2 separate regions of the Homo sapiens genome follow, and region 1 is linked to region 2. Evidence: read pairs that join two places in POLR2A ChIA-PET (ENCODE). Cell type or tissue: MCF 10A. All regions are shown on one strand.

Region 1 (5,000 bases), 150 kb after region 2:
ATCTCCCACCCACTCGTCCCACCTTCCCTTCCCTCCAGCCACACTGATATCACTGCTGATTCTCAAACAGCCAAGCTCCTTTCTGCCACAAGACTTGGAACGTGCTTCCTCCAGTTGGTCACACAGTGGCGATCCTTCACGTTGCCCAAGTCTCTGCATGAGGGTGCCTTCTCATGTCCCTAAGATTGACATCCTCCCATTGCTTCCCAGCTCCCACTGCTTTATTCTTCCCCATAACACTCATTACCCCCTGACAATCTATTTATTTATTTGTTTATTGACTAACGCCCCATTAGAATGTTCATTTCATGGGGGAAGGGGCTCCATCTGCCGTGTTTGTACCTAACACACAGTGCCCAGCAGCACAGAGCACAGTTCAGTGCTTAACACATAATCATGCTCAATAAATATTTTGTGAATAAATGAATGAGGTAGAAAGCCTTCACTATGAAGAATGTACATTACATTCACTTTGGCTTATCACAGAGAAGGACAATGAAAAGGTCATTCTCTGCTACTTGAACTACCATTAAGGGGAAGTAAACTATAAGGGCCTTGTAAAGCATAAGTCTCTAGACAAATGGAAATTATTATCATTACATTAATGTGGTGGCATGCTAGATGCTCTCTGCTCTGTAAAAATGGACAGGACCAGGCCAGGCGTGGTGGCTCACACCTGTAATTCAGCACTTTGGGAGGCCGAGGCAGGAGGATCATGAGGTCAAGAGATCGAGACCATCCTGGCCAACATGGTGAAACCCTGTCTCTACTAAAAATACAAAAATTAGCCAGGCGTGGTGGCGCATACTTGTAGTCCCAGCTACTTTGGGAGGCTGAGGCAGGAGAATCACTTGAACCCTGGAGGTGGAGGTTGCAGTGAGCCAAAATCATGCCACTGCACTCCAGCTTGGCAACAGAGGGAGACTCCATCTCAAACAAAAAAAAAAAAGAAAAAGGACAGGACCCAGTCCCTGCTCACACGGATAAAGACATCAGACAGTTAAGTTGCTCACAGAAGGCTTTTACTAAGAGAAATAGTTTGCTGTAGGTACACTAAATTTCTGAGAATATTGGAGGATTATTTAAAGAGAGCATTTAGAAAGGTCATCATTGCCATTTTGAGAATAGAACTTTGAAAATTAGTTTTGTTTTTAAATGCAAATAGAAAATTCATGTCTATCAAAAAGTAGCTATATGTGTCAAAAATGAATAGTCAATAAAGTTTAAGTTACCATAAGCACGTGGATCACATTACTGGTTTCTCTGATTTGAACCATGAAATTATCTAGTTGCTGTAAATACACAAAAATGGCATCTAGTAGACACTCGAATGAACTACTAATCCTTGGAAGGTCAATTCAGACAACCAGGTGTCATCTCATCCATATTACCAGACTTCTAGATCTTATAGCCAGTGTAAATTTTAATGGAATTATATAGGATTGCCAAGATTTTATGTTGTCTAATTAGGGTGTTAAACAACAATAGCTAATACCACCTACTACTAAAAAAAGACATTATAACACCTCCTGAAATAGAAAGAACATAATCTTGGAATAAAGAGAATGTACTTCAAATTGCAAATATTTAGTTTTATTTTTAAAATGTACTACATTGCCTTTTTTTCTCTCTCTCTCTCTTTTTTTTTTTTTTTTTTTTTTTGAGACAGGGTCTTGCTTTGTTACCCAGGCTGGAGTGCAGTAGCACAATCACAGCTCACTGCAGCCTCGACCTCCTGGGCTCAATTGATTCTCCTCCTCAGCCTTCCAAGTAGCTGGGACCACACACGTGTGCACCATCATGCCTGGCTAATTTTTAAATTATTTGTAGAGACAGGGTCTCCCTGTGTCGCCCGGGCTGGTAACTCCCGGGCTCAAGAGATCCTTCCACCTCAGCCTCCCAAAGTGCTGGGATTACAAGCATGAGCCACCGTGCCTGGCTGAGACCTGGAAAATGTTATAGACAGGTAGGTACCAATACATAGGCTGGTATATGGGAACTGCTGCTCAGTTAATGACTCCTTCTGCATCCTTTGATTAAATATTCCCAGCAGTGGAGAGTTGCTATCAAAAAGCTACCTCCATCCAGTTCTGATGGGTAGGAGGTTTCTCTTTAATTTAGGGTAAAGTTGGCAGCCTCCACCTTTGGGTTCTGGTTTTGGCCTAGAGCCCTCTGTGAGGAAGGCTAAATCTTTTTTACTTAGATGTGTGAAAGCAGCTCTCAAACCCAATCCCAACTCCTGTAAGTTCTTCCTAGACTGAATCCCCAGCTCCTTCAGCCAGTTCCTAAACCATTCACTGGCAGAGCAATAAGGTACGTTCCAGCCTTTGAGTGGTCTGGTTCCTACAAACTAAAGACCACAGGCATAGAGGCCAGGCGCAGTGGCTCCGACCTGTAATCCCAGCACTTCAGGAGGCCAAGGCAGGTGGATCACTTGAGCTCAGGAGTTCCAGAGCAGCCTAGGCAACACGGCAAAATTCCGTCTCTAGAAAAAATACAAAACTTAGCTGGGCGCAGTGCTGCATGCCTGTAGTCCCAGCTACTCAGGAGGCTGAGGCGAGAGGATCATTTGAGCCCAGGAGGCAGAGGTTGCAGTGAGCCGAGATTTCACCACTGCATTCCAGCCTGGGCGACGGGAGTGAAACCCTGTCTCGAAAAGAAAAGAAAAGGTCATAGTCATTTGTGAAAAGACCTTTGAGTATTAAAAATCTGAAAACTTCTTTTACCAACTTAGAGGAGTATAAAAGCTTATTCATCAGCCTTCTTGGCAGATGGGAAGACAGGCATGCATGAAACCACAGCCTCTTCTATTCCAAATGTATCATCCATTATCACTAGATGCAGCTGCCTCCCCCACACTCTCTGAGTCACTGGGTAATGCTACAGTCTTTCATTTTCACCTCCATTACAAACCTTTCAAGGATTCTTGCTAGTAGCTTTTGCTTTCACTAGGAACTTCCCAAAGGCAAAATTACAACAAATTATTTGTAATGATCAAATTGGCTTTTATTTGTGATTCTAGAATCAGGCAACACCTCATTCTACGAAATAGAATGAGTATTCCAGTGAAGTGGGCAGAGAAGTTTGGCTTTATGGATAAAAGAGGGCTGAAGAAAGCAGAAACAGGGAACAAAAAGCAGATTGGTCATTTCAAAGTTGCTTTCCTTATAGGGTTAAAGCAGAGGGCACTTTTTATTGTGCTGATTCAGGGTGACTGGAAGCTCCTGCGTTTTTGGAAAACTGCCTCATTTCAAAGTCCGGTTTGATGACTTGGCAGTTAGCACAGGTGACTCTGCTCTGGTTTGATCTGCTCTGCTAGGGCCAGTGTAGGAGGCTAGTCCAAAACAATGGCCTCCCATAAACTATGTAACAGAATACAATGCACTGGTGTGCTGTTTAATTTGTTTCAGTTATGAGTGATAGAAAACCACATATCAATAGTGGTTTAAATAAGACTGTTTTGCTTTGGTATAAAAGCCTGGAAGAAGGCAGTATAGGACTGATATGGGCTCCCACAGTATCAGGAACCCAGGCCCCTTTTATCTTATTGTTCCCCCAAATGGGGCTTCTACTCCCAAGGCCACTCTGGTCCAATCTGACTTCTGTAGCTCCAGCCATTATATCTACATTCTGGCCAGATAAAGGAGAAAAAACAAAGAAGAGTATTCCGCCTCTATTTAAGGACATTTCCCAGAAGTCACACACCACTTCTACTGGCCATTCCTAGTTCCAAGAGGGACTGTGTTGATGTTATTGTTGTTTTTCTAATAAGGAAAAAGAGGAAAACTGAGGTTAGGAGACAAGTAGACCCCTGTGCACAGGGTCAGACATAAAGTCAAATGATCACCGATGCAGCTCTGGTGCGGCCTCTCTGAAAAATCACCAAACTTAACACCAAATCCTAAGGACTCCATACCTCAAACCCCTTAAAATGAGATCAATGAAAATGAGCGGTGGCCAAAATTGGGACCCAGGAGAATGTATCCAGTAGGATCACGATCAGTCAAGCAAATAGGTTTTACTTGGGTTTCCTGGATTTGTGTTGTGTTTTGTTTTGCTTTGTTTGAGATGGAGTCTCCCTCTGTTGCCCAGGCTGGAGTGCAGTGGCACAATCTCGGCTCACTGCAACCTCCATCTCCCGGGTTCAAGTGATTCTCCTGCCTCAGCCTCCCGAGTAGCTGGGACTACAGGCGCGCACCACCACGCCCAGCTAATTTTTATATTTTTAGTACAGATGGGGTTTCACCATGCTGGCCAGGATGGTCTTGATCTCTTGACCTCATGATCCACCTGCCTCAGCCTCCCAAAGTGCTGGGAATACAGGCACGAGCCACCGTGCCCGGCCAGATTTGTGTTTTTATGCAGGAATTCCTTCCCAGCATTTCTCGGAAATACTGTTTTTCCAAATGCCAATTCCTGAGAAAAAGAAGTTAAGACATCTAGGAACCTGGTAAGAGTGTTTTTGTGTGAGAATTAAAGCTTAGCAATCAACATGTTGAACTAGATGTGACTAGTTCAAAGGAATCCACTGACACCAAATCAAAAGCGAGAGTAGAAAATACTGAGGCACCCATAGGAAAGTTAAGTTCTGAATGGAACTGGGGAGTAGAGGAGAGAAAAGGCCATCATCTAATCAGTCTTCCGACTGCTGTTGCCAGGGTAGAGGTGGTGGTGGGCTAGCGCTGGCTCAAGAAGAGCCAGTTGTATGCTGCTCTTCCCAGCTCTCAGTGACATCCCCTCGGTAGCTGGGCATTGACCATTGTGGGAACATTTATGCCTCCCCTCAGAATTTGGCAAACCCTACATATAAGGGTTTTTTTTTTTTTCTCCAGGAGAGTCAGTTTACCAGCACACACTGGTTATAAGTGTGTGTTTGTGACCTGGTCTGCTTCTAATGGTAAGTCATTTTTGCAAATAAAACAAATATTGGTAAGTTTGTACACATAGGATACTTATACAAGTCCTATGAGCAGTGTCGGAAAAAAATAACAAATTTTGAA
Region 2 (5,000 bases):
AGGTAACTGAGGGTTCGTATTCACTCCTATGGAGCCTCTTTTGACCTGCTTACCAATACCACACCCAATGTGCCCCCATATAACTGCTCCCTCTCCCTCCCCTACTCATGTTAGTCAAGAATAGGTCAAAACTATAGGGGTGCTGAGGTGAGGATCTACCATAACCTCAAAGATGCAAAGAACATGTCAGCATACTGGAGTTGACAGGGTCTCAAGAGAACTTCAAATCCAAAAGCTGTCACTATCTAGTTGGAGAGCCAGATATGTATAAGCAAGCAAAGGGCAGAGCCAGGGCTGGAACCCAGACTGCCCTGCCAGTGCTCTTCCATGACACTGCACTGAGAATAGTCTGGGTTGTTTTTCTCAATGCAGCCAATGCAAGGTTGAATGTTTGTTCACAGAGTAATCTATTTAACCAGTCCCCTATTTTTAAAATCAGCTCCTTAAATTGTAACCAAAAAAGGTCACCATTTTCTTGAGGTTAATATTATTTTCCTTAAAAATATTTTGATCCTAAAAAAATTATTTTTGATCCTAAAATCTTTCCTCTGGTAGCTGCTCTCAATAACTAGTTCCCTGCCCTACTCTCGCGATTAAATTCCTGAATATTTGACAATTAGTACTCCCAAGCTGGTAGATGTCAGCTCCAATATATTACTAGGTGGGGGTGTGTTAGGATGGATTCAGGAAGAGGGAATTCCAGGTAGTACAAGCCCTTTGATCCACTGTTGGGAGCATATGAACTGTGGGCAAACCTGGCACAAAAACAGAGTAAATCAAAGTTGAGGGAACCCTATGTGATCCTTCATGCCACACTGGTTTTCCTTTTGGTGGGGAAGACCCTTTGGGTGCACCTGGGAAGTAGACTCTGCTGGTCCAACCTCTAGCCCAGAAGTTCGCTCTGCAATTTATTTTCTGCCACTTCAGTGACCCTTTTCTATTGATTTTTAAAATAGGAAACTGGTTAAATAGATTAATCTATGAACAAACATTCAACCTTGCTTTGGGTGCATTCAGAAGAGAGAAATCCAAATAGTCCATTGCAATACAGTGAGACCAGACTATTCTCACAACGCAGTGTCATGGAAGAGCACTGGTAGGGCAGTCCGGGTTCTAGCCCTGGCTCTGCCCTTTGCTTGCTACGTATATCTGGCTGTCCAATTTGATTTGGCTTTTGGATTTGAAAAAAATGGTTCATTCCTCCATTTGTCCACTTGTTTCAATCCTTTCTCTGTCCACTGCCCTTTTACTACTGACTACTCCAGCTCTCTCTCATTTTCATCAATGATAAAGATGATGACAACAAAACACTGATCATATGAATCTTGTAAAAAAAAATTACAGGTTTGAATTTTGGATGATTTAGTTACTTTTGGACAAAGACCCAAAAGAGCACATTTTATTAACTGTTATGTTAATGTTTTATATGCCCAGTACTTTCTACTTAACTATGCTATTACTTAAAAGTAAAGGGGCTACTTTGTTTCTAAGGCCTCAATAAATAAAAATCTGTTTCCTTTTCACAGATGGGTTGAAATTTCTTCCAGTTTAAAGTTTCACATTTCATAGAAGAAATCCAGCTTATGAAATGCTAAGTAGGAGAGGTTAAATATAACTGTTCTTTAAAAACATAAATGTTTTTAAACCTCTACAAGGTGTTTTTTCCTTGTGGATACCATGAATGTCAAAAAGTATAGATGACTAGAATATGTAAGGAGTTTAATGTCATGACTTGGAAATATCACTAAACAAGTGATTATTAAATTTCTTCAGCCTTCCAAATAATGTGTCATTTCAACAGATATGCAAATAAAAATGAACACTCAAAACAGAAATGAGCTTTATAGGTCTAGACTGCTCAGAAAAATTTGCTCATTATCACCACAGGGCACCCAACCAGCTGGAAGCAAATTCACTGGCAAGTAACATCTGCAGAGAAACACAAGGTCTAGAAGACAGCCTAGCACAGAGTATGTGCTTGTGGTGAACTGACTACAGTAATGGCCCCAATTTTTCACATTTCCTTATATCTATTTATTGTACAGTAACTCTGGCCTTAGCCATGTGACTTGCCTTGCTTTGGCCTAGTGGACACTAGCAAGCTTGGAGTAAGCAGTTGCCCGAACTACACTTGCATGTTTCCACTTTCTCTCTTGGACTCCTGCCACCACCACGTGAACATGCCTGAGCTAGTCTGCTAAAGGGAGGGGAAAACATGGAGAAGATCTGAGCTGACTTAGCCAAGGGCTTCCTAAAGCAGGCAGCCCCAGGCTGACCTGCCATCTGATTGTAGACAGATGAGTGTGCCCAGCTGGAATCAGCTAAGCCTGGCCAGAGCAGAACTGCCTAGTAAGCCCTTAGATTTGTGAGAAATAATAAATTGTTACTGTTTTAAGCTATGGAGTTTTGGGATGGTTTACTATACAACATTATTGGGATAATAGATAGTACTCAGAATGAAAACATTCTCCACAGTACAGTAGAAAATGAGCACTTTCTCCATGCATTCCAAGAGTGTAAGACATTTACACAGAGTTTCCACGTAAAGCTGATATACTGTGTTACAAAGAACCTTGAATAATTCTGTTCTCCAGAGTGGGAAAAAGTCTATAAAATTTTTCTATCTATAAAAGTACTGACTGTAGCACTTTGTTACAGGCAACAGCTTTCTGCTCATCCTTTAAGTCTTACCTGCTCTGTGAAAGACTTCCCCATTTCCCTAGGCAGGGTTTTTTCCTCCAGGCTCCAATACATTCTAGCAATGTACTTGTCTCACTGTATTGTAATGGACTATTTGGATTTCTCTCTTCCCATGGACTATGAGCTTCTTGCAGACTAAATCCTTTCATTTTTGTACCCTGAGAACAATGCCTGATACATATTAAATATATTGGTTCAGTGTGTATCAGTTCAATGAATGTTAAGTGAATGAATGACAGAGACAAAGATAATTATATGAACTCTGTCCCAGGAACTCAGGGATTAGTTTAAAAAGAGACATGTAAACATAGTTATGCTATAGAGCGACAAATGCTATAATAAAGCATGCAAAGGGCTTGGAAGTAGTGATCAATTTTATGTGTGTGGAGAGAAGATGAATGGGCAGGAAAGGCTTTAAAGTGGTACCATTTAAACCAGGATTTAAGGCAAAGGTTACTCTAGTTCAATAGAGGTAATGATGTTCTGGAACCAGCTTTTTTTGTGGGGGGTGGTTGTGGAGAAAATCTGGATTTGCAGTATTTGCTGATGTTCACGCTGCAAATACCTCCACCCATGGCTGATTTTAAGTTACAAGCTGGCTTGCAAAATCCCTGAATATTTAACAAGCAGTACTCCCTAGCTGGTAGGGAGCTGGTATTGCCAGCTCCAATATACTATACTTTTTGTTCCAAGATTCAGAAGAAGGAATTCCAGGTGGAACAAACAATTTGTACAACTACAACTAACAAATAAAACAACAGGGTCAATCTGGGAAACTATAAGTAGCATGCTGCTTAAATGTAACAGAGAGAAGAACCAGGAGCTAGACTGAGAAAAGCTTGGGATACTGGGCTGAGGAGCATGAGCTGTGTTCTACAGGGAAGCAACTGAAGGGTTTAAGGAAGGTAGTGACATGGATCAAATTTGGTCTTTAAAGAGATTAATCTAGAAGTGGATATAGTAGATAAGAGGAGAAATTAGACACAGGAAAACTAGTTTGGCAGCTATTATAGGTATCCAGAAAAGTGGCAGAAAGACCTAAGCTAAGGCAATACCTGAGGATCTGAAAGGGAGACTGATTTAAGGTACATTTAGAAGGCAACTCTTTAGGCTTGAGAGACAGTAATTTGCAGGAGGTGATGAGAAAGAGGAAAGAGTAGACAATACCTCTCAGGCATTTAAGTTGATGTGCCTGGAAGGATCATATTGGTACAACCAAACAAGAAATGCAAGAAAAATCATAAGTTTTGTTTTGGGATGGATGTGTGTGTGTGTGTGTGTGTGTGTGTGTGTGTGTGTCTGTGTGTGTCTGTGTGTGTCTGTGTGTTGCTGTTTAGGGGTGGAAGGGAGGGAAGGGGAGGCAGAAAAGGTAGAGAAAGTAATAATCAATTTGGTTGATTTAAAATCAATCAATTTTGGTTTGATTGTTTGTTGTTCCAAGGGAACATCAAAAGTACATGTATCCAATAGTGTTCAGGAGCTCAAAAAAAAAAAGGTTAGCAATGAAGATTCTGAAGTTGTCAGCATATAAGAACAATTAAATCTATGGGAGATGAGATTGCTTAAGGGGAAAACCTTGGCCACTTAAGATGAGACCAGGTCGCAATCTAATCTGATTTGATCAAATTCCCTTTTGGAATCATCTCGTTCAGGTGACTTCTGAGAAGAATGAACTGGAAAAGGAAATACACTAGCAGCAAGGAGACTAAATAGGAGTTACTCCCTTCCCCCAACTACAAAACAAATACGACAAACCAAAACAACATACAAAGTTTAATACTATCTTAAGCCAGTACTGCAGGACCTAATAGGTTTCGCTCTTTTTGGAGCTCATCAGCTGCAGGTAACGGCTCAAATCTACTGTGATACAGTATACCGGTACAGCATTTTACCATTTATAAAGCCTCTCATTCATAGTCTTCTATTTACTATATCCTGGCAATTCTTGAAGTTGCCTCAGCATAAACTAAAAGATGCTTTACTTTTAGGTCCTGAGGGCTTTGCTGGGGCAAAGTATCACACGATTCCTTTTGTTAAAATCCCTAAAAGCTGACTGGGCAAGGAACAAAACTGTCCATAGCCTAGGCTGTGATCTGCCACAACTAGATGGTCTCCTCTATTCTTAGAACCACTGCAGTACAGATCCAATCACACTGAAGCTTAGGAGGCTTCTAGCTGTCCAGAGAATCCTGTTGGTCCTGATATCCCTGCTCCTCTTATCTCTAAATTGGGCTAATTTTTCATCCCTTTTCCTTTATGCTTCTGGTAGTAAATCTAGAACCAAAGTTAATTTGAAAGAA

What was found. Peaks named below come from ENCODE experiments on the same cell type or tissue, not always from the same donor. Only the 100,000 strongest peaks of a DNase experiment are listed, where the experiment ranks them.
Region 1: POLR2A ChIA-PET joins it to region 2 with 5 read pairs; 2 of 35 experiments call an interaction of 5 or more read pairs at or near these places.

The regions. Positions count from the first base shown.
Region 1 is chr9:35,922,273-35,927,272 of GRCh38, reverse strand. No RefSeq gene overlaps it. Among named protein-coding and RNA genes, the nearest start is that of SPAAR, 15 kb to the right of the region's middle. RefSeq lists an enhancer at 2,803-4,002. In MCF 10A, no CTCF peak of the experiment used is centred here; DNase peaks (open chromatin) are centred at 2,842 and 3,252.
Region 2 is chr9:36,072,241-36,077,240 of GRCh38, reverse strand. All of the region lies in intron 6 of RECK (reversion inducing cysteine rich protein with kazal motifs), which reads right to left. Among named protein-coding and RNA genes, the nearest start is that of RECK, 38 kb to the right of the region's middle. In MCF 10A, no CTCF peak of the experiment used is centred here; a DNase peak (open chromatin) is centred at 2,170.